Linked DNA regions of Homo sapiens: region 1 is linked to region 2. A link is a contact called in ENCODE Hi-C or POLR2A ChIA-PET data. All regions are on one chromosome and are shown on one strand. Each heading gives the region's core, a stretch centred on a gene start or an enhancer-like site at or near the end of the contact. The rest is flanking DNA. Distances are from core to core; before and after follow the strand shown. Region 1 overlaps CELF5 (CUGBP Elav-like family member 5). Region 2 holds the start of ZNF57 (zinc finger protein 57).

Region 1 (4,528 bases), core at 1,317-3,816, 380 kb after region 2:
GATAACATCAGTAGCCTCAGAGGGTTGCATTGACAATTTAATCTGTGTGCAAAAGGCTTCACACAGGGTCTCACTCTGTCGCCCAGGCTGCATTGCAGTGGCACAATCTTGGCTGACTGTAACCTCCGCTTCCCAGGTTCAAGTGATTCTCCTGCCTCAGCCTCCCAAGTAGCTGGGATTACAGGCGCATGCCACCATGCCCGGCTAATTTTTGTAGTTTTAGTAGAGATGGGGTTTCACCATGTTGGCCAGGCTGGTCTCGAACTCCTGACCTCAGGTGATTCACCTACTGCGCCCAGCCCATAAATCTTAATTATTCATCTGTGTCATTTGGGGAGATATCAATGCCTGGATTCATTCATTTATCCATTCAACACAGAATGAATGACCCACTGATTTAGGCTGCACCTGCTTTCATGAAGCAGAGGTCCTTCCTTTCTCTATGCTACACCTACAATTTTAGGGCAAACATCTTCCAACATCTAATTTATGTGAAGTAAGTTATCTGTCTTTCCACCATGTAGGAGAATTTGTTTCTAACTTTTTATTTTTTTAATTATTTTTATTTATTTAGTTTTAGAGACAGTGTCTCACTGTGTCACTCAGGCTGGAGTGCAGTGGTGTCGTCGCAGCTCACTGCCGCCTCCATCTCTGGGGCTTAAGCAATCCTCCCACCTCAGCCTTCCTTGTAGCTGGGACTACAAGCATGTGCCATCACGCCCGGCTAATTTTTAAATTTTTGTACAGACGGGATCTTGCTGTGTTGCCCAGGCTGGCCTCAAATTCCTGGGCTCAAGCAGGCCTCCCAAAGTGCCGGGATTATAGGTGTGAGCCACTGTGACTGGCCTTAACATTTTATTTTGAAATGATTGGAGGTTCACAGGGAGTTACCAAAATACCACAGAGCAGTCCCAGGTACCCTTCACACAGCTTCCCTGATGCCAGCAGCTTATCTAATCATAGGTCACTGTCAAACCCAGGAAACTAACACTGGCACCATACAATTAATTCAACTCCAGACGGTATTCAAATTTCACCATTTATTTATTTAGCGACAGAGTCTCACTCTGTCGCCCAGGCTGGAGTGCAGTGGCGTGATCATAGCTCGCTGCAGCCTTGAACTCTCGAACTCCTGGGCTGAAGCGATCCTCTCACCTCTCACCTCAGCCTCCCAAGTCACTGGGACTACAGGCACGTGCCATTATGCTTGGCTAATTTTCGATTTTATTTTATTTTTTAAGAAATGAGGGTCTTGCTATGTTGCCCAAGCTGGTCTCGAAACTCCTGGGCTCAAGCGATCCTCCTTCCTCGGCCTCCCAAAGTGTTGGGATCACAAGTGTGAGCCACCACACCCAGCTGATTTCACGAGTTTTTGTATGCACTCTGTGCACGTGTGTGTGTGTGTGTGCAGGGGCGGTTAATTGCCATTTTGTCACAGATGCAGACTTGTGGATCTCCCACAGTGAAGATACAGAACTGCTTCTTGCCCACAAAGTGAACTCCTTCCTGCCACCCCTTTGAAGTCACAGTCACCACCACTATCCCCTGCCCTCCAGCACACTCTCCATTCGGGCAGAATTGTTTGGCTGAATTTTTCCCCAGAATCATCAGCTTTGGTGGCCTGGACAACTTCTTCCCTCCCCTACCCCTTTCCCTAGCGGTAGCAGGAAGGCTACAGCTAGATGGGGGAGCTACAGGGTGTCTGATGAGGAAACTCATGTGGAGAGGGAGACGGGGCAGGGGATGGGGGCAGGTGGTGATTTGAGGTGGAGGCTGAAGTCCTGGTGAATCCAGGGAGTAGAGAGGAGTGAAGGGTCCCCCTTGGGAGGCAACCGGGTCGGGATAGGGAGAGGGAGATGGGGACGATGGTGATCTCTCTCTGGAGTCCGAGAAACCCGGATTCCAGTTCAGCTTCTGCCATTTGCTATCTGAGTGGCCCTGTGCAAGTGGCTTCACCTTCCTCGGCCTCAGCTTCCTGGTCCTACAGAGGGTTTAGCACAGAGGAGAAGCTGGGCGGGGTGTTTGTTGCTGTCCTTGCGGCTCTTAAGGATCGGGGGTGGATGGAAGACTTCTGCTGCTCCCGCCCCACTCAGCCCCTCTGTCTGCCCGCAGCTCAGAGCCCGACTGTGGCCGAGACACTGCATCCTGCCTTCTCCGGAGTCCAGCAGTACACAGGTAGGAGGCAGCCCGCGTGCCCGCGCTGGGCCCTGGCCCCGCCCCCGCCTAGGGCCCCGCCCCCAGGGCCCGCCCCGGACGTGTCGTTCTTCTGTGCCTAGCCGCGCCTCCTACCTCTGGCCCCGCCCCTCAGGGCCCACCCTTAGCCCCTTGTCCTGTATTCAACCCCGGGCCCTGTTACTGGTCCCACCCCACCACCACCTATACCCGCAAACAGGACCTTCCCTTGTCCTTTAAGGACAGCGCTTACCCATGGCCTTACCCTCTCATGTTCTGTGTTGGGGAGAGGGAATTCCCCTTGACCACGTCTCTAGCTCTGACCCAACCCCAGCTCTCGGCCCTGCCCCTTACCCTCCCTCCTGCAGCTCCTAGCCCCGCCCCTCACTTCCTGCCTTTACTCTGACCACGCCTCTCTGATAAAGCCCCGCCCCTACCTCTGGCTCTACTTCTTAAGGCCTGGCTGTGACCCCGCCCTCTGCTGCGGCCCCGCCCCTTAACTCATGGTCCTGCCCACATAGCCCTCCATCAAGTCACGGCCCCGCCCCACTCATGCCCTTCATCCCAGTCTTGCCCCCGCCCTCCACTGTGACCCCACCCCTCAAGCAATGGTCCCGCCCACTCTGGACTGTCCTGTAGCCTTGGCCCCGCCCTCTACTGTGGCCCAACCCCTATACCCCTCCCCTCACGCCATGGGGTCCGCCCCCACCCCCCCTTCCCCGCCCCGTCTCGGTATTGGCCCTGCCCTCCACCATGGCCCCGCCCCTCAGGCAATAGCCCCTCCCCGTTTCGTCTGTGATCTTGGCCCCGCCCTCTGGCCTGGCCCCGCCCCCAAACCCTCCCCACAAAGGCCATGATCACACCCACTCCTGCCTTGGCCCCACCCTCTTATGGCCCCGCCCCCTCCCCGCCCAGCGGCCCAGGCCGCCCACGTGGCCTCACGCCCCTCCTCGCCCTGTGTCTCGCTCCGGTCTCCGCAGCCATGTACCCCACCGCGGCCATCACGCCCATCGCGCACAGCGTCCCCCAGCCGCCGCCCCTCCTGCAGCAGCAGCAGCGAGAAGGTGAGGCGGCCGCAACCTCCCCTGGGCGCCAGCCCCGCCCTCTGCCCGCCCTGTCCACCTGCAGGCTCCGTGTCTGGCCCGGGCCTCTGGGACCCGCGGGGCTGAGAGTGCGGCCTGGGGGCTGGACAGGCCAGAGTTGAGTCCCGGTGCAGCCGCTGACCCCTGGGAATCTCCCTCTCTGTTTCCTCCTCCGAAAAGAGAACCATGCTCGCCCCGACCCCGTAGGAATAGCAGTGACTTCCTACCAGCCCTCTCCAGAACCAAGAGTGATTCTCTGGATTTTTTGGAAAGGAAACCCTTTTTGAGGCTGGGGCATGGCACGATGAGGTATCAGGTAATGAGGCCTCCCCAGTAAAGCCAAGGCTGTCGAAGGAGGGAGGGATTCGATTCTGGAGTCTGACAGTCAGGGTTCAAATCCATACAGTTCTTGCCATGTGCGGTAGATCCCGCCTGTAATTACATAGCGTTTTGGGGGCCGAGGTGGGAGGATCACTTGAGCCCAGGAGTCCAAGACCAGCCTGGCTTAGCAAGACCCCATGTCTACAAAAAAATTAAAAATTGGCCAGGTGTAGTGGTGTGCACCTGTAGTCCCAGCTACTCAGGAGGCTGGAGCAGGAGGATCACTGAGCCCAGGAGGTCAAGGCTTCAGTGAGCTACTATCTCCCCACTGGACTCCAGCCTGGGTGAGAGAGCAAGACTCCATCTCAAAAAAAAAAAAAAAAAAAAAGGCCGGGCACGGTGGCTCACGCCTGTAATCCCAGCACTTTGGGAGGCCGAGGCGGGCGGATCACAAGGTCAGGAGATCGAGACCATCCTGGCTAACACGGGGAAACCCTGTCTCTACTAAAAAATAGAAAAAATTAGCTGGGTGTGGTGGCGGGCGCCTGTGGTCCCAGCTACTCGGGAGGCTGAGGCAGGAGAATGGCATGAACCCAGGAGGCGGAGCTTGCAGTGAGCCGAGATCGCACCACTGCACTCCAGCCTGGGCGACAGAGCAAGACTCCGTCTCAAAAAAAAAAAAAAAAAAAGAAAAGAAAAGAAAAAAATCCCAAGCTGGTAACAACCCAAGTGTTCATCAGCAGGTAAATGGATAAATAAATTAGGATGGAGCTGCACGATGGAACACTATACAGCAGTGAAAAAGGATAAGTAGCCAATACTCACAACAACATGGAATAACTTCACAGGCAGAATATTGAGTGAAAGAAGCCAGATAAAAAAGACTTCACTTAAATGAAGTTTTAAAACAGTAGGCCAATCGAGGTGGCTCATGCCTGTAATCCTAGCATTTT
Region 2 (4,604 bases), core at 538-3,037:
AGGTGTGAGCCACCACGCCTGGCCTGGATTTTGTTTTTTTTTTTTTTTTTTGAGACGGAGTCTCCGTCTGTTGCCCAGGCTGGAGTGCAGTGGCGCCATCTCGGCTCACTGCAAGCTCCGTCTCCCGGGTTCAGCCATTCCCCTGCCTCAGCCTCCCGAGTAGCTGGGACTACAGGTGCCCGCCACCACGCCTGGCTAATTTTTTTGTATTTTTAGTAGAGATGGTTTCACCGTGTTAGCCAGGATGGTCTCGATCTCCTGACCTCGTGATCCACCCGCCTCGGCCTCCCAAAGTGCTGAGATTACAGGCTTGGGCCACCATGCCCGGCCCCGGATTTCTTGATCTAAAGAATGTCCGCCGGGCGCGGTAGCTCACGCCTCTAATTCCAGCACTTTGGGAGGCCGAGGCAGGCGGATCACGAGGTCAGGAGTTCAAGACCAGCTTGGCCAACATAGTGAAACCCCCGTCTCTACTAAAAATACAAAAATTAGCCGGACGTGGTGGCAGGCGCCTGTAATCTCAGCTACTCGGGAGGCTGAGGCAGGAGAATCGCTTTAACCCTGAAGGCGGAGGTTGCAGTGAGCCGAGATCACGCCACTGCACTCCAGCCGGGGCGACAGTGTGAGACTCCGTCTCAAAATAAAAAAATAAATAAAACAAAAAACAATGTCCAACAAAAAAACAAATCCAGCGAGGCCAGACAGGATAGGGGCTCCCTGGGGTCCGCCCATTTTCGGGATCAGGTGACTCGAGGTTTGGTCCTTATTTTAGTGCAGGCTCAGATGTCGGGGGCGAGCCAAAGTGCAGGGGCCTGTGGGAAGGACAGGAGGCTGGGAAACGTTTGGGTAAAAAAATCAGGACACTGGCCGTGCGCGGTGGCTCACGCCTGTAATCCCAGCACTTTGGGAGGCCGAGGCGGGCCGATCACGAGGTCAGGAGATCGAGACCATCCTGGCTAACACGGTGAAACCTCGTCTCTACTAAAAATACAAAAAAATTAGCCGGCGTGGTGGCGGGTGCCTGTGTCCCAGCTACTCGGGAGGCTGAGGTAGGAGAATGGCCTGAACCCGGGAGGCGGAGCTTGCAGTGAGCCGAGATGGCGCCACTGCACTCCAGCCTGGGCGACAGAGCGAGACTCCACCTCAAAAAAAAAAAAAAAAAAAAAAAAAAAAATCAGGACACTGACAGCACGTGCTCCAGCACGGGGCAGGGCCTCCATGGGGTCCGCGCCCACGCGGGGCAGCGCGGTGACGTCACGGCTGAGGACCCCGCCCCACGAAGGGCTCACCCCACGCGACCCACGCCGCTCGCTCGCCCCTCCCCTCCACGCAGCACTCCGGCTGCTCCGTGGGGAAACTGAGTCTGGACTTCTCGTGCCCGTTCGGGAGAAGGACGCGGGAGGCGCGGCCGAGCTGCGGGGAGAGGTTGGGCTCACCCCGGGCCAGAGCGAGTTCGCGCAAACGGGAGTGTCCACCGCTGGCGGGTCAGCCACTAGCGTTGGCTACGCGCCGGTCACTCGGGCGACAGGAGGCGGGGCGGCGCGGAAGTTATCTTCCAATCAGGTGCTCCGGGGGCGGGTCCGGAAAACTGTCCAATCAAGGCACGGGGCGGACACCGGGAAGCGGATTGCAGGTTTGCAGTAGTGTCCAATCGAAGGCCCCAGGGGTGAAGGGGGCGTGTCCAAAACGCTGTCCGCTCAGAGCGTTGAAAGGGCGGGGGCTTAGAGATTGTCCAATCAGGGCGCCGCTTCCTGAGCTCCGAGGCCCCGAGGGCGGGACGTTTCGTCCTCCCTGCCGCGCGTGCCCTGCCTACCACGAGCGGCCCGGGAGTACCTGTACCTTTCAGCTGCGCCGGCCGCGAGGCCACGGAGAGCTCGCCTTGGAGAGCCCAGGAGCAGGGGAGACATGGTGAGTGCGAGGCAGGAGCAGAGCCAGGGGACGGTCGGAGCGACGGGAACCGGCTGGAACCAGAGTCCGCCGAAGTCTGCGGCCGGGATTGGCTGAGGGACGCGCGGGGCGGCGCAGGACTAGCACCTGGGACCCGGGGACGCCATCACAGCGGCCGGGCTGGAGGACTGGGGGCAGTTTGGGGGGACGGAAGGGGCGGCAAGGAGCTTGGGGGTAACTTAGGGGGAGGCCTGGGCAGGAGGGGGGCTGGAGGTAGTTTGGGGGGACGGTAGGGGCGGTCAGGGGTCAGGGACCAGTTTGGGGGGACGGCAAGGGACGGTCAGCAGGTTGGGGATGTTACGCGTGTCCGTATAAGAGGTCACCTGAGCAGGCTTAGTGTGAGCCACAAGGCTGTTTACTCACTTGGGTGCAAGTGGGCTGAGTCTGAGAAAGGACTCAGCAAAGGGTGATGGGATTATTATTGGTTTTATTTTTTTATTTTTTTTATTTTTGGGACGGAGTCCCGCTCTGTCGCCAGGCTGGAGTGCAGTGGCGTGATCTCGGCTCACTGCAACTTCCGCCTCCCGGGTTCAAGCGATTCTCCTGCCTCAGCCTCCGGAGTAGCTGAGATTACAGGCGCCCGCCCTCACGCCCGGCTAATTTTTGTTTTTAGTAGAGACAGGGTTTCACCATGTTGGCCAGAATGGTCTCGATCTCTTGACCTTGTGATCCGCCCGCCTCGGCCTCCCAAAGTGCTGGGATTACAGGCGTGAGCCACCGCGCCCGGCAATCATTAGTCCTTATAGGTTTGGGACAGGCATCGGAGTTAGGAGCAGTTTTTTTGAGGACAGTTGGTGGGTGTTACAAAGTACATTCTCAAGGGCGGCGACGATGTTTCAAAGTACATTCACAAGGGCTTGGGGGATGTATTGTCACAAGGGCTGGGAGGAATATTACAAAGTACCTTCACAAGGGCGCGAGCGTGTATTGTCACAAGGGCGGGGTACATTCACAAGGGCGAGGAGGACGTATCGTACAAAGTACATTCACAAGGGCGGGGGAATATCACAAAGTACATTATCACAAGGGCGGGGGGCTTGACCATGGTGCGGCCAGCTCAGAGAACCTTACAGGGGACAGCTTGGGGGGATGGCAAGGGACGGCCTGGGGGTCAGAGGCAGTTTGGGGGACGACCTCAGCGGTGGGAGTTAGCTGCCCTGGGGGTTTTGTTGCAGGGTATCACTAATGCTGTGAAAGCTTTATTCGGGCAGCCGGTGTCAGTAAATGTACTGTACTGTTCTCCTGTTTGGCTTTTTTCTTCTCCTTAGTGACAATAGGAAAATGTTCAAGTGTGTTTTCTGCCTTCTGGTCCGTCAGGATAACACCTGTTTATCGTGGGGTACAGGCTAAGCATGGCCTAAGGAAGTCTCTCAGGAATATTCTGTCTCCCACCAGAATTGTAGAGAAAGTGTGCGCAGTTCCACATCTTATAGCAGCTAGAGATGGATTAAAATGTTCATAAAAATAGTAGTTTTTCAAATGCCAAAGCAATCAGACAAAAAATAATAGTTATTCTTCCATACAAGGTGCAGAGTTTGCGACAGTGTGTGATCGTGTTCCATTTCAGTTCAGCTAGACATGAGATTAATGCAAATTCTGCAAAAACCTGTAAAACTGAGGCGTGTTCCATTCTGGTTAGTTTCCAGTTTGTCACCAGGAGTATTGCTTCACTGATCCATCATCTGTTTGCTGACTGGGAAAAGCAGTTTCTGGCCATGTAAAGTCATAAAGACTGCCTTGGAACTCCCTTCCCCCACTTACACAAGGGGTGGAAAGCACTGATTCTGCTGCATTCTCACTCTACGGGATGAGGGTCTTTGTGGCATTTAAAGTGTAGCACCTGGAGCAGGGAGGTGAGCCCCAAGACCGGTGACTCCAGCTGAGCCCACAGTTGAGCCTGCACTGGAGGCCGCTGAGGGTGCAGCGGGGTCTGGCTGGGCAGCCTCCACTTGCTCAGTCCTCCTGCCTCGTAGAACAGCCGCAGCGGGAACTGTTCATGCTGATTGAGGCTGCTGAGCATGGGAAAGACGATTGTCCTGGAGATGTGCTTGTGGGCGTTTTAGCCTTTCTGAGGTTGCACCTGTGCTGTCTTGGAGCCGTTTCTAAGCAGTGGGTTTAGTTTATGCTTTAAGTGTTGTTTTTCTTTTTTGGAGACACTGTGTCTCCCAGGCTGGAGTACAGTGGCGTGATCTCCACACATTGTATCATCCGCCTCCCGGGTTCAAGCAATTCTCCTGCCTCAGCCTCCCGAGTAGCTGGGATTACAGGCACTTGCCACCACGACCGGCTAATTTTTATATTTTTAGTAGAGACGGGGTTTCGCCATGTTGGCCAGGCTGGTCTCAAACTCCTGACCTTAAGTGATCCACCCTCCTCCGCCTCCCAAAGTGCTGGGATTTCAGGCGTGAGCCACCGCGCCCGGCCTGGATTAAGTTTTAATATAAACACCAGTGGCCTTACTGCCCGCATAAATAGGCCTCCGGCCTCTCTTCAACACCTGTGTGCTGCTCCCAGCGCTCATCTCTGTTCTGCCCCCAGGGTAACCACTGTCCTGATTTTTTTTTTCATTCTCTCTACCTTTACCATTTATTATTTATCACCATACAGAGTTTTAATTTTGCCTCCTTTGAATTTTTTTTTTTTTTCAGGCAGGGTCT

What was found. Hi-C counts contacts between places; a loop is a spot of excess contacts on that map. ChIA-PET counts read pairs that join two places held with the same protein, here RNA polymerase II (POLR2A). Pooled maps may share reads with other maps.
Region 1: a loop to region 2 is called in a pooled map, with 5 times the contacts of the local background. The contact joins the enhancer-like site here to the promoter of ZNF57 in region 2. A Hi-C loop is called at or near these places in 1 of 168 maps with a recorded cell type or tissue (naive thymus-derived CD4-positive, alpha-beta T cell) and 8 of 50 pooled maps. POLR2A ChIA-PET finds 5 or more read pairs at or near these places in 2 of 52 experiments (OCI-LY7 and WTC11).

Annotation. Positions count from the first base shown.
Region 1 is chr19:3,282,790-3,287,317 of GRCh38, forward strand. It overlaps CELF5 (CUGBP Elav-like family member 5), which reads left to right. Exons shown (of 13, transcript NM_021938.4): 9 at 2,113-2,175; 10 at 3,153-3,236. Among named protein-coding and RNA genes, the nearest start is that of CELF5, 60 kb to the left of the region's middle. Within about 2 kb of position 2,567, at least 10 of the 41 ENCODE cell types and tissues checked have a DNase peak (open chromatin) inside an H3K27ac peak, as active enhancers do.
Region 2 is chr19:2,899,141-2,903,744 of GRCh38, forward strand. ZNF57 (zinc finger protein 57) reads left to right here and starts at 1,788. Exons shown (of 4, transcript NM_173480.3): 1 at 1,788-1,908. The coding sequence starts at 1,906. RefSeq lists a silencer at 1,176-1,225 and enhancers at 1,405-1,976, 1,836-1,985.